Linked DNA regions of Homo sapiens: region 2 is linked to region 1. Evidence: chromatin loops called from intact Hi-C (ENCODE). Cell type or tissue: dorsolateral prefrontal cortex. All regions are shown on one strand. Each heading gives the region's core, and the rest is flanking DNA. Links, peaks and the distances in the headings are about the cores only.

Region 1 (11,797 bases), core at 1,615-9,614:
AGGATGAGATTCTGACTCAAAAAACGAAATTAATCCTAACCTATGACTCACAGTTTATACACATACACATACAAACTCAAAATGGATTATAGACCTAAATGTAAGATGTGAAACTATAAAAATTGTGGAAGAAAACAAGAGAGAAAATCTCCATGCATTTGTATTAGACAAAGAAATCTGAGGTATGCCACCAAATGCATGATCCATAAAAGAAAAATTGATAAATTAAACTTCAGCTAAATTAAAATATTTTGTTCTATAAAAAACACTGTTCAGAGACTAAAAGGACAAGCTTTTGACTGGGAGAAAAATATATATAACTGACAGAGTATACAAAATAAAAAAGAAACTCTCAAAACTCAGTAATAAGAAAAGAAGGCTGGGCACAGTGGCTCACGCCTGTAATCCCTGCGCTTTGGGAGGCCGAGGCGGGAAGATCACCTGAGGTCAAGAGTTCAAGACCAGCCTGGGCAACATGGTGAAACCCCATCTCTTCTAAAAATACAAAAATTATACGGGCATGGTGGCAAGCACCTGTAATCTCAGATACTCAGGAGGCTGAGGCAGGAGAATCACTTGAACTCAGGAGACAGAGGTTGCAGTGAGCCAAGATCGCGCCACTGTACTCCAGCCTGGGCAACAGAGTGAGACTCCATCTCAAAAAAAAAGAAAAAGGAAAAGAAAAAACCAACAAACTATGAGTAGAAAATATCAAGACACTGCACCAAAAAAATATACCAATGGCACATAATCACATAAAAATATTTTCACCATCAATAGTCATTAGAGCCATGCAAATTAAAGTCACAAGGAGATATCAGTATACATGGACTGGAATAGCTAAAAAACAACACACATACACACACACATACATACATACACACACACACATACATACACACACACACACACACACACACACACACACACACCCCTGACAAAGTGAGCACTGGCAAGGATGCAGAGCAACTGGAATACCCATACATTCCTGTTGGAAATGTAATGGTATAACCACTCTGGAAAATTGTTTGACAGTTCCTTACAAAGATAAACATCCACTTACCATATGACCCACTCATTTACTCCTAGGTATTTACTCAAAAGAAATGAAAGGATATATTCACATAAAAATCTACATGTGAATGTTGATAGTAGCATTATTCATAATTTCCAAATTGCAAATAACTCAAATGTCCTTTAATGAATGGATAAGAAAATTTTGGTGATCCATACAATGGAATACTACTCAGCAATTACAAGGAATGAACTATCGATATATGCAATAAGGACAGATGTGTCCTGCTAAGTGATAGAATCTAGATCCAAATATTACATACTGTATGATTGCATGTAGGTCATGTTCTGGAAAAGGCAAAGCTATAAGGACAGAAAAAAGATCAATTATGGCCAAGGCTCAGGGACAGAAGAAGAGTTTGACTACAAAGGAACATCAAAAGGAAAGATTTGGGGGTGACAAAACCGATTTATTGTGATTGTGGTGATGGTGACATGACATTATTCATTCTCACAACTCATAAAACTGCATAGCAAAAAAAATTGTGTCACACTATGTAAATTTAAAAATAAAACAATAGCTAAATGCAATTAAATAGATAGGTTAGGACTATAGAATGTGTGACCTTAATTAGTAAACGAGAAGGAGCAAACAGTGAGTTTTGAGCAGGATGTGACACAATCAATCCCAAAGTTCAAATTCCCGGATTAAATTAGAATTTGGAGGAGAGGGGACAAGAATGCTAAACACAAAGGAAGGAAGACCAGGCAGCAGCTACTGCAATGGTCTAGTCATGTCATAATGAATGACATACTGTGAGGATGGAAATGGAGGGATGAAAGAGGAGGTGCTGAAAATATCAAGAAGATAAGGTTCTAGGAAAAGGAAAACATGAAAAAAATGAAAGGTTATTCACAGGTTTCAAATTGAGTTGACTAAGCCAATAGTAGTATCTTCTGCAAAGGCAGGGCAATCTGAAATATTACACTGTACACTGTTAGAAACTGAGCTATTCTAAGAAAAAAAAATCTAGAAGGCAAACAAGACTATAGCTCTAGATATCTGAAGTACAGAATGAGTTGAGGAGATTGAGCCACCAGTCTAGAGAAGATATGTGAAACTTTGGGGATGAATAAATGCCCAAGTTAGCAGAAAGAAAAGGAATGGAAATAACGGAGAAGCAAGGAAAGGGAAAGATGATTACAGAACCCTAATTAACATCTGCTACAGATACATACTCATTTTCCTAATTGCTTAGAGAAGGTTCTGTTCACCAAACTAGAAACTAGTTTCTCAACTCCTATTTCTCTGTCCCCTGAAAGAAGATATCATAACTTACAAGATAAGACACTTGGCATTGAGGTTCATGATGAAGATGCCCTATTAGGAAAACAGTCAGAAAAATCTATTAAACAATATCTTCCACGTCTGCCAACAATGACTGCCAAAATAAAGTTACTTATTACTTCACAAAGTAACTCATATTTTTCCAGGACAAACTTATTACAGCCTTTTCTTCATTCTTTTTAATTTCATACTTTCTTGCTGATGATACGGTGCAAAGTGATGAGGAACATGAAATCCATCAGCAGTTGACTTTTATCATTTTCATATCTTAATTCCCCAGTATGGTTATTCTGTGATCCCCCCAAAAAATAGCATGATTTAAATAATGAAATATGACATAACCCTGGTTGAACTATACGTGGACAAATTGTTCTCTTATAGGCTATATTTTTTAAAAATATCTTATAGAGTGAAAGAATGTTGCTAGGTAAACAAATGAAAAAACATTAGGATGAGTTGAGCATTTTGTAGTGGAGGAACTTTCTCCTTATTAGGGTTGAAAAAGTTTGTAGCCTGAAATCCCAGCACTTTGGGAGGCTGAGGCAGCCAGACCACTTTGAGCTCAGGAGTTCAAGACCAGCCTGGACAACATGGCAAAACATCATCTCTACAAAAAATACAAAAATAGCCAGGTGTGGTGGCGTGCGCCTGGAGTCTCAGCTACTTGGGAAGCTGAGATGGGAACATCTCTTGAGTCTGAGAGGTTGAGGCTGCAGTGAGCCGAGATCACTGCACTCCAAAAAAAAAGAAGAGAAGAGAAGAGAGGAGAAGAGAGGAGAGGAGAGGAGAGGCAAGGAGAGGAGAGGAGAAAAGAAAAAAGAAAAGAAGAGAAAAGAAAAGTTTGTAAAGGATTATGAGAGATAATTCTCAAGTGACTAGAGTGTACTTTCAATTTCTCAGGCTTTTTGCACTTATTTTCCATTTTTTTCCGCTATGTGGTAAGAGGCTAAACAAAATCAACTCTGAGGTTTCCTGCTGTTGATTTTCTTGAGAACGAGAAAAACAGTGTTTATCAGATAAATTAGATGTGTGAAGTTATGCTTCACCATTATTTTATAGCTTAACTAGAGACAAGTGAAATATTAAAAGGTAGAAAATCAGATGATGACATTTTCAAAATAATTTTTGGCCAGATGAACATTCCTAGAAGAAAAAAATTAAAATTCTATAATTAGCATAAAATATTTTAATTATAAGATTATATTACCCAAATTAATATCTATCTCACTTTTATTTAGGTTCTCAATAGTTCTTACTTTGTTTAATGAAACTAACTCAGTTTATTGCCTTGCTTCAAGTCTTGCACTGATTCACTCAGTCCTCTATAAAGGATTCTTCCAAAAATAAAATCTGATGATATTATTCTTGATTTTTAAAAAAGCCTTCCAATTACTCTTTTAAAAAATCAAAACCAAAATTTTTAGCCTATTACACAGTCGCCTCACAATTCAGCCCTCAACTGTCTTTGGAGAATCTCCACCTCCCCACCACTCCCACGGACTTGCACCCTTCACTCTACTAAGGCTGAATTGTTCGCCATTTGCTGGTAAATCTGTTTCTTTTCCAACTCCGTGACTGTTCCCAGGGAAAAGACTAGAGCTAGAAGAACAGGGCATTTGCTTCAGCACAAAGTTTAAAGGGATGCCAAAAAAACTCAGTCATCAAGGGAAATATTTTATGCAATATTTTAAAAAATCAATGCAAAAAAAGATAAAATATCAAAATTTAAAATAAAGGCAATATCAGTTATTCCTCCCCGAAATTCATTCTGCCTAGGAAAGTCTTACTTAAATATGATGACTTGACTTAAATATTTCTTCTCTGAGGAGTCTCTCCTACCTTCCCAGAGCACAGCATTTTTTTCTGCCCTCTGACTCTGTTGCCATAAGTCTCCAATTCGTGCTTTATTTATCTCACCATGTACTCCTCTGAACTGTGAGAATTTTTAAACCATCTCTGCATCCCAGTGATTGATATACATTAGGAATTCCACTACTATCTGCTATTATATATGAACAAATAATAGGTTACAGTAAATATAGTGAGATATATGGAATTTGGAATCAGAAACAGAAATTCCAATTCCTTATCTACAATTTATATATTTGTTAATTTTATGGAGCAGAGTAAATCTCTGAGCCTGTTTATCTTTGGAATGGAAATGAACTTACTTCTTTGGGGCTTTCAGAAGTTAGGTATTTATCAAATCTTTTGAAAGAGAGGCCAAATAGAATAGACATTTATTCATTCACGTGAATTCCAGTGAAGAAGGTGAAAAGAGAGAAAGGACAATATGGTTTACTTGGCAAAAAGAGCTACATCTTTGAAAATAAGAGCAAGACTTAGATTTATGACTTAGATTACACAAATGAAAATAATTTGTGAAAAATCAGCATTTAGAGGAAGAGCTTGTCTAATAATGTAGAAGGTGAATTTTAAATATGTATGCATGTGTGTATGTATATTGTCATATTTAAAATAAAATATGTAGAAACAAAGAAAGAATGAAAGAAAGGGAAGAGAGGGAGGAAAGGAGGGAGAGAGAGAGAGAGAGGAAGAAGGGAGGGAGAGAGGAAAGGAAAAGCTACTATACTACACTGTACATGCTATCTTTAATATCTCAGAGAAGACAAATAGCAACAATAAAAAGCATCTTGCAAACAAAAAGGAAAATGTATGAAAATATATATTTAAAAATTGGGTATCACTAATCCAGCAAATCTTGTACTCAGAAGGAAAGCACATTACCACCATCTGTCTCTCAATTCACATATTGGCTTTACAGCAGGAAGGTGTATCAGCCAGGGTCCTGACAGAACACAGATGGCACAATCAGAAGGAGTAACTGAAGAAGGATTAGTGAAGGGACTATGTACAAATGTATGGATGGGATTAAGGGAAACCAACAACTATTGATGAAGCACCTCAGGACTGGCAACAGTGGAAGCTATTACTACATTTAGGCCTAAAGGGGTAAGAGAAGGAGCAGTTACCAGAACTCAGGGCAGCTGTAGCTGTAGCTGTAGGAAAGGTCTGGGTGCTGGATGGGATCTGTGACTTGTATAAATCCAGCCACTGCCAAACCTCAGGCCCGCAGGGCAGGAATCAAACTCTCTTCCCCCTTACTGGTGCATCCAATCAACTAAACTCAAATGGAAGACAGAAGAAACAGAGCTCAGTTGATCCTTTTCATAGAGGTCAGCCTGAGATAAAAAGCAAAGTAGATAGTGCAAGAAAGAAGAATGTAAATTACTGCAGGTGGGTGGAAGGAACAACTTGAGAATATCCAGTTTCCAGACAGCAGAAACCTTTGTCATATATCTCTGTACACACATCCCACAACCACTAACTCATCACCTCAAATCAGATATAATACTTTGCACATAGTTGGCCCATGATAAATGCTTAATGAATAAAGAACACAATGGTATATATGTCCACAGCAAAGATTAGAATAAATGGAAAAGATCAGAAAATAGGAGAGAAGCAAAGCACATGTCATTTCAATCTCTTTAGATCTTCTTTCCAGTTTTACAAATCTCTAAAGAATCCTAGGAGAAGAAAAAGTACTGGACAGACATAAGACAAGAAATATCTTGCAAATTTTTTCAAGACCCATTTAGCACATGCCTCCTACTCTAGTATCCCACACAGGGAGAAAGCGCTATCATGAGACTATTTTCTGATTTTATTTATTTCAACACCATTTCCTCATTTTATTTTATGCCAGTCCCCTTCTATCCTTGGAATACCCTCTCTATTCCTGTCCATTCATCTTTGTTGAATATCCTCTTCATACCAAGAAATTTCCCCTTTTTTCCTCCTCTACATTAATGCACAATCAGTAATGCACAATAAATCATTATGTATATATTTGCAGAACCATGAGCCAATTAAACCTCTTTTCTTTATAAATTACCAAGCATCAGGTATGTCTTTATAGCAGTGTGAGAATGAACTAGTACACTGGGTCATCTCAGTGTCTCACAGATCAAAGACGCTGCCATGGGCTCATGAAGTGGTGTCACCCAGATACAGGAGCCAGCCTGACAGTCTCACTGAACAGGGATGCGTTAATACAACATCAACAAGGATAATGACTGCAATGGATTAGAAGACTCAGGGTACATCAAAAGCCATGAAACAGTCAGAAATGAACATGTGGCCATTATTACCTACCTTAGAGAAATAAAAGGATTATAAGACAATACTATGAGCAATTATATGTCAACAAATTCAGAAGCTTAGATGAAACAAATTCCTAGTAAAACACAAACTACAATAACTGACACAAGAAGAAATAGAACATTTGAACAGACTTATAACAAGGAAAGAGACTGAATTCTAATCAGAACCTCCCACCAAAGAAGACTAGAGGACAAGGTGGCTTCACTGGTAAACAGCACAAACATTTAAACAAACACCCAAAATTATTTGCTTTGTAATGGTCTTCTAGTTTTTTAGGTATGTATACCCTGAAATAGTACCTTGAAGGAGAAGAGGAAAGGAATCTAACAAATTCAAAATATACTACATGATGAAGTTTTATAACTAACATCTCCATATTCTTCACAATTATACAACAATATAGATATCGTTAATCTCTGCTTATAGGTGAAGAAACTGAAGCTAGATAGCCAATTTTCACAAAGTTACACAGTAGAGCCAAGATTTTGGGTACCCTATTCTTGAGGGGAAAAGCACACATCTTATAAATTCCCACCTTCTATCTCTCAGTCCCCATCTTTCATCATTTGTGGTAGATTATTGGCCTCAATTCTTCATAGCCTCCCCTTTTATCTGTGGCCTTTGTCATGTGACTTCATTGTTTCTCCCATTGAAGAATGAGAGTATATCCTTCTCCTTTACCTTGGGCTCAGCCCTTTGACTTTACCAATGGAATATTAGCAACATAGCATAACTAAAAGCTTGGAAAATGCTTGCAACAGTTGGGCTTGCTCTCTTGCTCCTCTGTCATTGCCATAAAAACATACCCAACTGGGCCCATTGATCCCAAAAGAAAAATGAAAGACATGAAGGACAAAGCCAAATCACCCCAGCCAAGGCCAGCCTAGATCAACTGAGAGGACACGAGAGAGCCTAGATGACATTAACAGTCACCCAGCTGAGCCCAGCTGAGATCAGCCAATCCTTAATTGACCTGCAGATCTAAATAATGCCTGTATAAAAAATGGCAGCAATAAAAACTCTGATTTCAAAGTGCCTCCACTATGCCATATTATTCCTAAGCCTGATACTAACTACCCCTATGATCTCAGAAACGTTGATCTGCTTGAACATCAATTCTCCATTGTGAAAAGGGAGACTGAATTTCTCCTACAATGGTCTCCAAATTCTGATATTCTATAATTTTTATTTTTATTTTATTTACAGAGAGGATTCTGTCATTCCACTATTTGTTTCCTCTTTCTCTTTCTTCTCTCCAAATGATAATGCAATGGTATACAACAGAATCTCATAAACTATTTGTTCATTATTTCACTTATTTAATAAACTTACAATATGTTGGGCATAAGAACAACTGTATGTTGGGCATAAGACAATGCCCTATCATCAGCAACTTATAATTAAGTTAAATAAAAGTTAATTATGACAAATAAATAAAATAAAAACTCTCCTGGAATTTTTTTTAAAAAGTTATTGCTTTTACTGACAGATAGATAATTATGATGTATCCAGGCTCCATTTTTTTGGAAAGAATATCTTTAGTCTAATAGTAAAGAGGACCCAGTGAACAAATCATCATCTTTCCATTGATTATTAATTTTCCTCCTTGAAAGAACTGTCTGTGTCAGCCTATCATCCAGGAGTTCCATCCCACATTCTCAGCAGTGGGGGCAAGGGGTGCATGAGTCATATGAACACACCTATAATGATTGTGTCCACCCCACCCCCCACAAGAAAAAACCCATATTGGAGTTCTACGCCAAGTACCTCAGAAAGTAACATTATTTGAAGGTATAGTCTTTACAGACCTGATTAAATTAAAATGGGACCAGGAGGGTGGGCCCTCATCCAATATGATTGTGTCCTCACAAAAGGGAAAATTTGGACAGAGACAGACATGTACCCAGGGATGACTATGTGAAGAGACAGGGGGAGATGACGGCCATCTACAAGCCAAGCAGAAAGGCCTGGAACAAATCCTACCCCCACAGCCCTCAAAAGGAACCCACCCTGCTGACACGTTGCTTTCAAGCTTCTAGCCTCCAAAACCCAGACAATAAATTTGTTTTTTTTAAAGTCACTCAGTTTGTGGTATTTTCTTAAGGCAGCCCTAGTGAACTAATACAGGTGTCCTTGTGTATACTTATGAGAGCTAACTTCACTCTAGCCACAGGAGACCCACTTAATAAAAAGGAACTAGTTGTACATTTGAAAACTGCATTTGCCTATAAACAAAGTCACCATCTCTATAATTAGAGAAGTGCATCTGTTTCTATGATACTGCAATTTCGATGGTACTTGAGCAATGACAAAAATATGACTGTGGTTTTGTGATTGCCATTTCTCAAAGGAAAAGGATAGATGTCTATTTAATAAACTACTTTTGAGGAATAAGAATTTTCAGATCACCTTAGAATGATAATTCCAAACTCACAAGGAATCAAAACCATAAAATCACTTTAGAATTTCTTTTCATAACTGTGTATTCATTCAATTTGTAATTCTGGAACTGTGGCATATGTGCTGGGGAAGTGAATTTGTTAATATGAAAATAGCAGTTTCTGTTCTTAGTTATAGGAATTTATTTAAATCCAAACATTGGCAAAGCTTTTGTTTTGAAGAGCTTTACCAAAGCAAACCTATCAGTTCTGAAGTCTGATTTCTATATGCTAATTTCAAATGAAGAACATACTTGGAAACGCTTTTCTCACAACCTTATGACTCCATAAATGACTGTAAGAAAGCAGATATTCACATGCTGTCTTCATAACATTCCATCATTTCCAGATGGCTTTAATATTTGAGCTCCCCCGTATGTCCTAGCTTAAAAATGTCCTCTTATCCCAAACCTTGCTCCTCCCACTATCTTGTATATTTCTACTAACGGTAGCACCGTTCTTTCAGTGCCATGAGAACTTAGTTATCTAAGATACCCTTCCCTTCCCCTATATTCAGTTAATTACCAAATACTATAGATTCTATATTTGTACTTTATTTGCCGTACCACCAACCCATTTCAATTTTATTTGCCCATTCTATTAAAGCAGCCTGTTGAATGTATCCCATCTCCAAAATTTGTCTTATCAAGCCAGCCTACTTAGTTTAATGTTCTTTTAGCACAATGTCATTTAAGTTACTCTTCTACTCAAAATTTATGAAAGGTTCTCAATTTCTTATCAATATTATTCAACATTAGGTAATTTTTTATAATTTATATCCTACTTATTCTCATTTATCTCCTCCTCCTAGTTACAGTTTTTCCACGTCTCTCATTTTTCCCTTTTTCTACATTTTTATTTATACCTTTCTCTTTTTAAAAATTTTTTTATTTCCACAGGTTTTGGGGGAACAAGTGGCATTTGGTTACATGACTAAGTTCTTTAGTGGTAATTTGTGAGATTCTGGTATACCCATCACCCAAGCAGTATACCCTGAACGCAATTTGTAGTCTTTTATCCCTCACCCCCTTCCCAGCCTTTCCCCCGAGTCCCCAAAGTCCATTATGTCATTCTTATGCCTTTGAATCTTCATAGCTTAACTCCCACTTATGAATAAGAGCACACAATGTTTGGTTTTTCATTCCTGAGTTACTTCACTTAGAATAATAGCCTCCAGTTCCATTCACGTTGCTGGGAATGCCATTAATTTGTTCCTTTTTGGGGCTGAGTAGTATTCCATTGTATATATACCACAATTTCTTTATCCACTAGTTGATTGATGGGCATTTGGCCTGGTTCCATACTTCTGCAATTGTGAACTGTGCTGCTGTAAACATGCATATGCAAATATCTTTTTCATATAATGACTTCTTTTCCTCTGGGTAAATATTCAGTAGTGGGATTGCTGGATCAAATGGTAGTTCTACTTTTAGTTCTTGAAAGAATCTCCACACGGTTTTTCATAGTGGCTGCACTACTTTACATTCCCACCAGCAGTGTAGAAGTGTTCCCTTTTCACCACATCCACACCAACACCTATGATTTTGGTTATTTTTTGATTATGGCTATTCATGCAGGAGTAAGGTGGTATTGCATTGTGGTTTTGATTTGCATTTCCATGTTAATTAGTGATGTTGAGCATTTTTTCATATGTTTGTTGGCCATTTGTATATCTTGAGAATTGCTTATTCATGTCCTTAGTCCACTTTTTGATGGGATTGTTTTTTTCTTGCTAATTTGTTTGAGTTCCTTGCAGATTCTGGATATTAGTCCTTTGTTGGATGTATAAATTGTGAAGATTTTCTTCCACTCTTTGGGTTGTCTATTTACTCTGCTGACTGTTCCTTTTGCTGTGAAGAAGCTTTTTAGTTTAATTAAGTCCCACCTATTTACTTTTGTTGCATTTGCTTTGGGTTCTTGGTCATAAAGTCTTTGCCGAAGCCAATGTCTAGAAGGGTTTTTCCTACGTTATCTTCTAGAATTTTTATATTTTCAGGTCTTAGATTTAAGTCCCAGATCCATCTCAGATTGATTTTTGTATAAAATGAGAGATGAGAATCCAGTTTCTTTCTCTTACATGTGACTTGCCAATTATCCCAGCACCATTTGTTGAATAGGGTGTCCTTTCCCCACTTTATGCCATTGGCTTTGTCAAAAATCATTTGGCTGTGAGTATGTGACTTTATTTCTGGGTTCTCTATTCTATTCCATTGGTTTATGTGCCTATTTTTATACAAGTACCACGCTGTTTTGGTGACTATGGCCTTATAGTATAGTTTGAAGTCAGGTAATGTGATGTCTGTAGATTTGTTCTTTTTGCTTAGTCTTGCTTTGGCTATGTGGGCTTTTGTTTGGTTCCATATGAATTTTAGGATTTTTTTTCTAGTTCTGTGAAGAATGATGTTGGCAATTTGATGGAAATTGCATTGAATTTGTAGATTGCTTTTGGTAGTACGGTCATTTTCACAATATTGATTCTACCCATCCAGGAGCATGGAATGTGTGTCCATTTGTTTGTGCCATCTATGATTTCTTTCAGCAGTGTTTTGTAGTTTTTCTTGTAGAGTTCTTTCACCTCCTTGGTTAGGTATATTCCTTGAACAATATAACAAGCAGTAAGATTGAAATGGTAATAAAAAAAAGACCAACCAAAAAAAGTCCAGGACTGGACATATTCACAGCTGAATTCTATCAGACATTCAAAGAGAATTTGTACCGTCCTATTGACACTATTCTGCAAGATAGAGAAAGAGGGAATCCTCCCTAAATGATTCTATGAAGCCAGTATCACTCTAATATCTAAACCAGC
Region 2 (8,000 bases), core at 1-8,000, 110 kb after region 1:
TGTCGAATAAATAGAAATGGGGGCAGGGAGGGAGAAGAAACTGATAGTGTAAGGTTGATAATGAAGTGAGAAGGCATGAGCAGACAGTTTCCAAAGCACAGGTGGAGGGATTGGGCTTAAATGAGAAGGATACTCCCTAGACTAAAATAGGAGGAAAAGAGAAGAACATGAGTCCAGATGGAACTGTATGGATTTGCTAGCAGGAAGCTGAGGGAGTTCCCATCTGATGCCTTCTATTTTCTTCGGGAAGTAGGAGGTGAAGTCATCTGCTGCAAATGAGGAGGAGTTAAGAATATTCGAGGTTTGAATAGAATGTAGAATGTTTAAAACAATTGTTGTAGACAGAGGAAGAGAATTTACCAGAGACACATGGAAGAACTGGCAGGCTGAACAGGCCCCATGTGTCGGCACCAATCTGCCTGTATCTGCTCCACTGTTGGGAGACTATCTGTGGCAGTGCCAGGCTGTTCGAGTGTAGGCATAGAGAAGGAATACAGATGCATTCATCCAGGTTTGGACATTTGTCAGACAAAGATAAAAAAAAATTTAAGACAACAGGACTAGGGAGTTGAGAATATTGGTGAGAGTGTTATGCAAATAATGGACTGTGGAATCTAAACTAAATAATAATAACGAAAAGATCAACAGAGATAAAAAGATGAGAGCTGATGGACTTGGGGAAAATAAAGAGGCCAGCATATGAAAGCAATACTTTTCAAGATTTGGGGATCATGTCAATATGCAGAATATGATTCAGGTCTGCAGGTGAGCCTGAGATTCTGCATTTTTAACAGTTTCCAAGGTAATGCTGATAGGCATTAGAACTTCAATATGATCAAAAGTAGTTTTTAATTTGAGAGAGAGAGAATCAAAACTGCTATTACATTACTAGAGTGGTAGCAACTGAACTCAGAACAAACGATGAATGGGGTTCCATGAAGGACACTTTCCACAGCTACGAGGAAGCCTCCCTCTGATGCTGCTCCTCCAGTCACTTCTTTACGAACTGTATCCACAAACAAAGTTACCTGAGTGACCCTCTGTCTTGCTTCCCTAAACAAATCTAACTAAAGGTAAGGCCTTGCTGGTCCTCGTCAGCTAGATTGTAGTTCAGTAATAGTGATAGCAATAATTTACCCTGTTACTACGGACTCAAAAAAGGGTAGACTCATTTTTAAGAATAATTCAACTGAAATTAGGATTTTAAGATGAACTTCCAACACATCTCAGGAGCCCAACAGGGAGGGTAGGCCAATCCGTAAGGTGATTAAAACAAAATGAGCATTTTGAGTTTTAGGCATATGTGAACAGTAAGGAGGAGCAGTGAAAACTGTTGGAACTTCTAGAAAGAAAGACCCTGCTCTGACTTAAGAAAAACTCAAATCTAGATGGCTCAGAAGGAATTATCTCACCTCTGGGTAAGGTGATATACATGGGCCCACAAAAAATCCATTTTTCTGTCACTTACTATGAACCAAACCTTCTCAAGAAATTGTAACTTGACTTCCATTTCCCAAGTAAGCAGCCAAAGATTTTCTCTTTTGAAAAGAGACGAAATTCTGAGTGAAACAAATCATTGGTGTTAATATTCAAGCAACAACAAAACAATAAATGAAAACAATATTTGTAACTCAAGGTGAATTGATCCAACTCAAATTTAGGAGAAAAAGTAAGGTTATATTAAACCAAGATAATAATATCTAATTTTACTGTTAAACGTTAATCATGCCTGATGTTTGATATTCTTTCAATCTCGGCCCATATAATGAATTTTTCTTGGAAATGTAGTAACTAAATAATAGTAAATGTTTGTTTTGAAGAAAAAGTCCTAACTTTTTATGGGAGAGAAATAACAATTGAATAGAAAAACAGGCTATAACCACACCTTCAAAAATGGAACTTTCTGGACCACCAATAAGCCCCCTTACCTAGACACAGTTAAGTAATAAGTATATATAAGTAGTAAGTCATAGTGTAATAAGTTTTCTGGCGAAGTATTCAGGAAGCAGCATTGTATAAATGGCCCTTTCAAATCTAAAATCTATAATGAAGTGACAAATGGCACAAACATATGAGGATTTACTTGCCATTCAATAATAGTTTCATTGCATTAACCTGAATAAATAAGAAACATGGTTGCTCTCCGCACCATGACCCACTAGCAAGGCAAACATAGAGAGCAATAGGTTTTCCTGATGCTCCACAAGTCACACAAACTAGGCAAATGCCCATTCCATGCGTACTCTTGCAAAGCCTGTACATTTTTTTTTTTTTTTTTTTTTGAGACGGAGTCTTGCTCTGTCGCCCAGGCTGGAGTGCAGTGGCGCGATCTCGGCTCACTGCAAGCTCCGCCTCCCGGGTTCACTCCATTCTCCGGTCTCAGCCTCCGGAGTAGCTGGGAAGCCTGTACGTTTTTTAATGGAAGTCACTATTCAGATAAATCAGACATTTAGACTTCAAGAGGTGTAAGAATTCCTCAAACTGACCACAGGTTGTTCTGGGAAGAGTATCTGTGATAGATGGGTAAGAGGAGATGATTACACAGATTCTTGCATGAGTAAAAAAATCTGATTCTCTTAACTACTCAGTTCAATTTCAGAAGAAAAGCTTGTCGGTATCAAATGAGTTAGTTCTTTCTTGATAAATTAGAGAAATCTTACCTTGACAGAAGAGTAGACACATTATATTCTCAGTTGTGTAATGGCATCACTGGATTCCAGGGCACTCACTGATAGAAAGTTTTATATGCCATTTTCATGGGGGGAAAAGTCCTTAATGGTATGTCTCACCTAAAAGGGAAAAGTTGCAGTTTGGCAGGTTTGGAAACTTTGTGACTACGGAGCTAGAATTAAAAACTTGCACTAAAGAGAGAAAAAGTATAAAATATGCTCTTTCTCTCTCTCTCTCTCCTCCATCCCCATATATTATTCAAAATAAGGGCTTTGTTTTCGGTTTTGGTGTTTTCATTTTCTAACCTCTTAATAAATTACCTGATGCTTTTGCTCAGACCGTTCTCAAAATAGGGATCACAAATTAAAATACCTACAAGGGTTAGGCAGATAAAGCAAAGGAGTGAAGTCATTTCTGTCAAATTTAACAAAATGTTCAGTGGGGAGGACTTGGCAGCTTGTAGACTGCATGACCCATTGAAGCGTCTTAGCAAGTACTCACCTCCAGTCAGTTGTCACATACAGAAATGCTGGCTTAGTGTTGCCAAATATACAAATTTTCAAGATAAACAGTAAATCTGAATTTTTATGTACTGTCTCCTGGATTTTAAATTTGGCCACATTTCAAACATTATTTGGAAATGTGTGGGGACTTCTAATCAAGATGGTTTAGTGAGTTCGTAAATTACCACACCCCTCTGTTCTAAACATTCAGCCATGATTGGAAATATATAAAAAGATAAAAGCATTATGACATTAGCTGGGTACAAAATCAAGATAAACATCTCCATGGACCAGAAAAAGAACAGAAAGCCAACGCAGTGAGCAAGGCTCAGAGAGATGACTGGCCAGAACTGGGCACTCTGCCTGAAGCTGCAGCTGGGTTGGGACTTCCAAAAACACGTAGGCAGTTTAAAAAACAGTTCACTTGCTGTTAGGAACTGTGGCTTACTGGGACTCATTGGACCTGAGAAAGTGGGAGAAAAAAGACACTGCCTTGAAACAAGGACCACGATTTCCAAATATAGATCAGGAGCCCTAGAACAACTCTACAGATTTTCTAGATATCGCTTACCCAACTTGTAGGATAATACCTTAATCATAACTTTTCATTCATCTACTCAATCATGTATTCAACAACTATTTCTTGAGCAGCTACTAAATGCTGGGCAGTGTTCTGGGTGCTGGAGAAAAATGAGTGCACAAAACGAAGTCCCTATCCTATTGAGTTTACACTTTAGTTGAGGGAGAGGGGCCAGTGTGGGAAACAGATCACAAATAAACAAGTGAATACATAATGTCTGAGGGTGGAACTGCTAGGAAGAGAAAATAAGCTAAGGTAAAGGGGAAGAAAAACATCAAAGAGGGAAGGAAGGATGCTGTTTTATAAAGAGAGCTAGAGAAGACCTAGTGAGAATGTGATATTTAAGGGAGCCAGTTATAATGACATGGGAGACAAGTGTCCCAGGCAGATGGCACAGGAAGTTCAAAGGCTTTAAGGTAGAGACATGCAGGGTAGGCTCAAGGAATAGCAAGGAGATGAGTGTGATGAGAGGAGTGAGTAAGAAGAGTGGTAGGAGCAAAAGTTAGAATTGGAGCAGAAGGCCAGATCACATAGAACCTTCAAAGCCATTTCCATGTTTGTGACTTTTTATTCCCAGTGAGATGAGAGACCACTGTGGGGGTTAGAGGTGAAGAGAAACATAATATAACTAATGTATTAAAAAGATAACTAGGACAGCCTTGGTGAGAAAGGACTGGAGTGAAGGACAAGGAGCACGGAAAGAGGCAAGGAGACAAATTAAAAGCCTATTTAAGCAATCCAGACCAGAGATGATGAGGGCTTGGACCAGGAGGGAAGCAGTGGAGGTGGGGAAACGTTGTTATGGTCTGAAGTTATGTTGAAGACAGAGACAAGAGGATTGTTGTTGGATCAGAAGGATAGTGTGAAAGAAAGAGGGGAGTCAGAAATTATCCCAGATTTTTTTAAAGAGAACTATAAAAACTATAAAACTACTAGAAGAAGACATAGGGTAAACACTCCAGGACTTTAATCTAGGCAAAGATTTTATGGGTAATAACCTCAAAAGCACAGGCAACAAAACCAATAACAGGCAAATGGGACTGTATTAAACTAAAAAGCTCCTGCAGGGCAAAAGTGAACAATTAACAGAGTAACGAGGCCACCTATTGAATGACAGAAAATATTCCCAAACTACTCATCTCACAAGATGCTAGTATCTAGATTAAACAAGGAACTCAACCCAAAAGCAAAAAATAGAAACAAAAACAAATAATCCCCTTGAAAAATGAGCAAAGAACATGAATAGACATTTCTCAAAAGATATACAAATGGCCAACATATACATGAAAACATGCTGAATGTCACTAGTCATTAGGGAAATGCAAATCAACGCCACAATGAGATATTATCTTACCCCAGTTAGAATGGCTATTATCAAAAAGACAAGAAATAACAATGCTGATTAGGATGCAGAGAAAAGGGATCTGTTACACACTTTTGGTGGGAATGTAAAGTAGTACAGTCTCTATGGAAAACAATATGGAAATTTATAATAAAAAAAAACCTAAAAACAGAACCACGATATGATCCAGCAATCCCCTCTACTGGGTATTTATCCAAAGGAAAAGAAATCAATATCTCAAAGGAATACCTGTACCTTCATGTTTGTTGTAGCACTATTCACAATAGCAAAATATGTAATCAACCTAAGTGTCCAGAAACAGAATGGATGCAGAAATTGTGATAAACACACACACACACATACACACAATGAAATACTAGTCAGCCATTAACAAAAATGAAATCCTGCCATTTGCTGCAACATGGATGGAACTGAAGATCATTATGTTGAGTGAAATAAGCCAAGCACAGAAAGACAACTATTACATGTTCTCACTCATCTGTGGGAGTTAAAACAATTGATCTTATGGAGGCAGAGAAGAGTGATAGTTACCAGAGGTAGGGAAGGGCTTGTAAGGGTTGGGGAGGATAAGAGACTGATTAATGGGTATAAACATACAATTAGATAGAATCAATAAAATCTAATGTTCTATGGTAGAGTAGTTATAGTTAAAAGCAATGTATTATATACTTCAATATAACTACAAGATTCAATATAACTACAAGAGAGGACTTAAAATGTTCCTAACACATAGAAATGATTAACACATGAGGTGATGGATATCCTAAACACTTTGACTTCATCATTACACACCCTATGCATGTAACAAAATATTACATGAACCCTACAAATATTTACAAATATTGTGTATCGATTAAAAATCAGCCTATGAATAATCATTAAAAAAGAGAGATGGCGTCTTTATAGGTTGCCCATGCCGAAGTGTAGTGGCTGTTGAGGCTGAATCATTGCACACTACAGCTTCAAACTCCTAGGCTCTAGCAATTCTCCACCTCAGCCTCCCAAGTAGCTGGGACTACAGGCAAGTGCTACCACGCTTGGCTACAACTCCAGACTCTTTGGCCTCTGTAGCTGGAAGACTGATATTGCCATTTTCTGAGATTGGAAAGTATGAAAAAGAGTAAGGTTTGAGGTTGGAAGTTGGATAAGAATCAGAGTTGAAGATGTGGGCTTGTGAAGTTTGTGGTATATAGAATATATCCAAGTGGAAATTTCAAGTAGGAATCCCAAGGGAGAGGTCCAGGTTATGGGAAAAAATGTAGAGGTCATCAGTAGATTAATGGAATTTAAATCCATGAGACTAAACAAGATCAGAAAGGGAGAGCATGTATATTTACGAGTAAGTCCAAGTAGCACACTCCAATCACACAATCTGAGAAGACTTTAACAAAGGGTCTATTTAAATAGTGTGGCAGAATTTCGATAAAGAATAAAGGATGATGTATTACCCCAACACCAGGCAGCCTAATGGGTCCAGGGGAAGGAGGAATTACCAGAAACCCAGAGAAGGTAGCTGAATAGAGATGCTCCCCTTGACAAGAGCTGTAACCTTTAGTCAAGGGAGGCAACCCAGCAGTAAGGAGGCTAGAGGAAGCAATACTCTATCCCACTCTCCTCCTAAGCTCCAACAGAAAGTCAAGGGCAAAGAAGCTGTTGATATGGTGTGCTTGAATCACCTCTTAGAGCACAAACCAAAGAAGAGGAGGGGAGAAAGAAAATATGGGGAGGCAAATAAAAGAGATCCAAGCACAATCAATAAACAGGAAAAGAGACCCAAGAATTGAGCCCTAGGGAATTCCTGTTTTGTTTTGTTTTGAGACGGAGTTTCGCTCTTGTTGCCCAGGCTGGAGTGCAATGGCACAATCTCGGCTCACCGCAACTTCTGCCTCCCAGGTACAAGCGATTCTCCTGCCTTAGCCTCCCGAGTAGATGGGATTACAGGTGCCTGCCACCATGCCCAGCTAATTTTTGTATTTTTAGTAGAGACAGGGTCTTGACATGTTGGCCAGGCTGGTCTTGAACTCCTGACCTCAGGTGATCCACCCGCCTCGGCCTCCAAAGGGAATTCCAGTTGTAAAGGTCAAACAGATGAGGAGTGTGGTAGGAAGAATTGTAAGATGACCCCCTAGAATTTCTACTCCTTGGTGTTGATGGCTTGTATGGTCCTGCCCCTTGAGTGTGGCAGGACCTGTGACTTGCTTGTAGACAACAGGGTATGGCAATGTTGAAGGGATTTCAAGATGAAATCAAGATCCAAATTAATTGTTTTGAGTTAATCAAAAGGAGATGTTCCTGGTGGGTTTGACTTAACCAGGCAAAAGGTCTTAAAAGGGGGGATGGGGAGGGGACTAGGTTGACCTTGATGTAAGAGACTCTCTTTGTGGTCTTGAAGTATGCAGCTATGCTGGAAAAGCCAGTGTAGCAAGGAATTAGTGTGATCTCTAGGATCAAGAGTGGTCTTCAGCCAACAACCTCCAAAGAGCCAGGCCCTCAGTCATTCATCCACAAGAAAATTATTTTGCCAATGGCCTGAGTGAATTCAGAAGCAGAATCACCTCCAGTTGAGCCTCCAGGTAAGAATGCAGTCCAGCCATATCCTTGATTACAGTCTTGTATGACCTTGATCCAAAGGCCCAGTTAGACTATGCCCTGACTCCTGACTCATAGAAATTGTGAGATAATGTATCTGTTTAAAGCCCACTAAATTTTTGGTAATTCCTTACACAACAAGAGAAAACTAATATAAGAAGAAACCAGCAAAAAAGACTGAGAAGAAGAACCAGGGAACAGGAGAACCAAGAAAGTGGCATTCCAGAAGTAAATTGAAGAAAATATTTCAAGAAGAGAGTTACAGTTGTGGCAAATGCTTCTGATGGTTCCAGTC

The links. Hi-C counts contacts between places; a loop is a spot of excess contacts. Peaks named below come from ENCODE experiments on the same cell type or tissue, not always from the same donor. Only the 100,000 strongest peaks of a DNase experiment are listed, where the experiment ranks them.
Region 2: it touches region 1 in a loop (2.0-fold over the local background); 3 of 110 quality-filtered maps call a loop at or near these places.

What each region holds. Positions count from the first base shown.
Region 1 is chr12:80,159,314-80,171,110 of GRCh38, reverse strand. The region is part of intron 1 of OTOGL (otogelin like); the gene reads right to left. Among named protein-coding and RNA genes, the nearest start is that of OTOGL, 66 kb to the right of the region's middle. In dorsolateral prefrontal cortex, for the core only: no CTCF peak of the experiment used is centred there; no DNase peak of the experiment used is centred there; H3K27ac peaks cover 1,272 bases.
Region 2 is chr12:80,048,746-80,056,745 of GRCh38, reverse strand. No RefSeq gene overlaps it. Among named protein-coding and RNA genes, the nearest start is that of OTOGL, 47 kb to the left of the region's middle. In dorsolateral prefrontal cortex, for the core only: no CTCF peak of the experiment used is centred there; DNase peaks (open chromatin) are centred at 425 and 3,535; H3K27ac peaks cover 4,326 bases.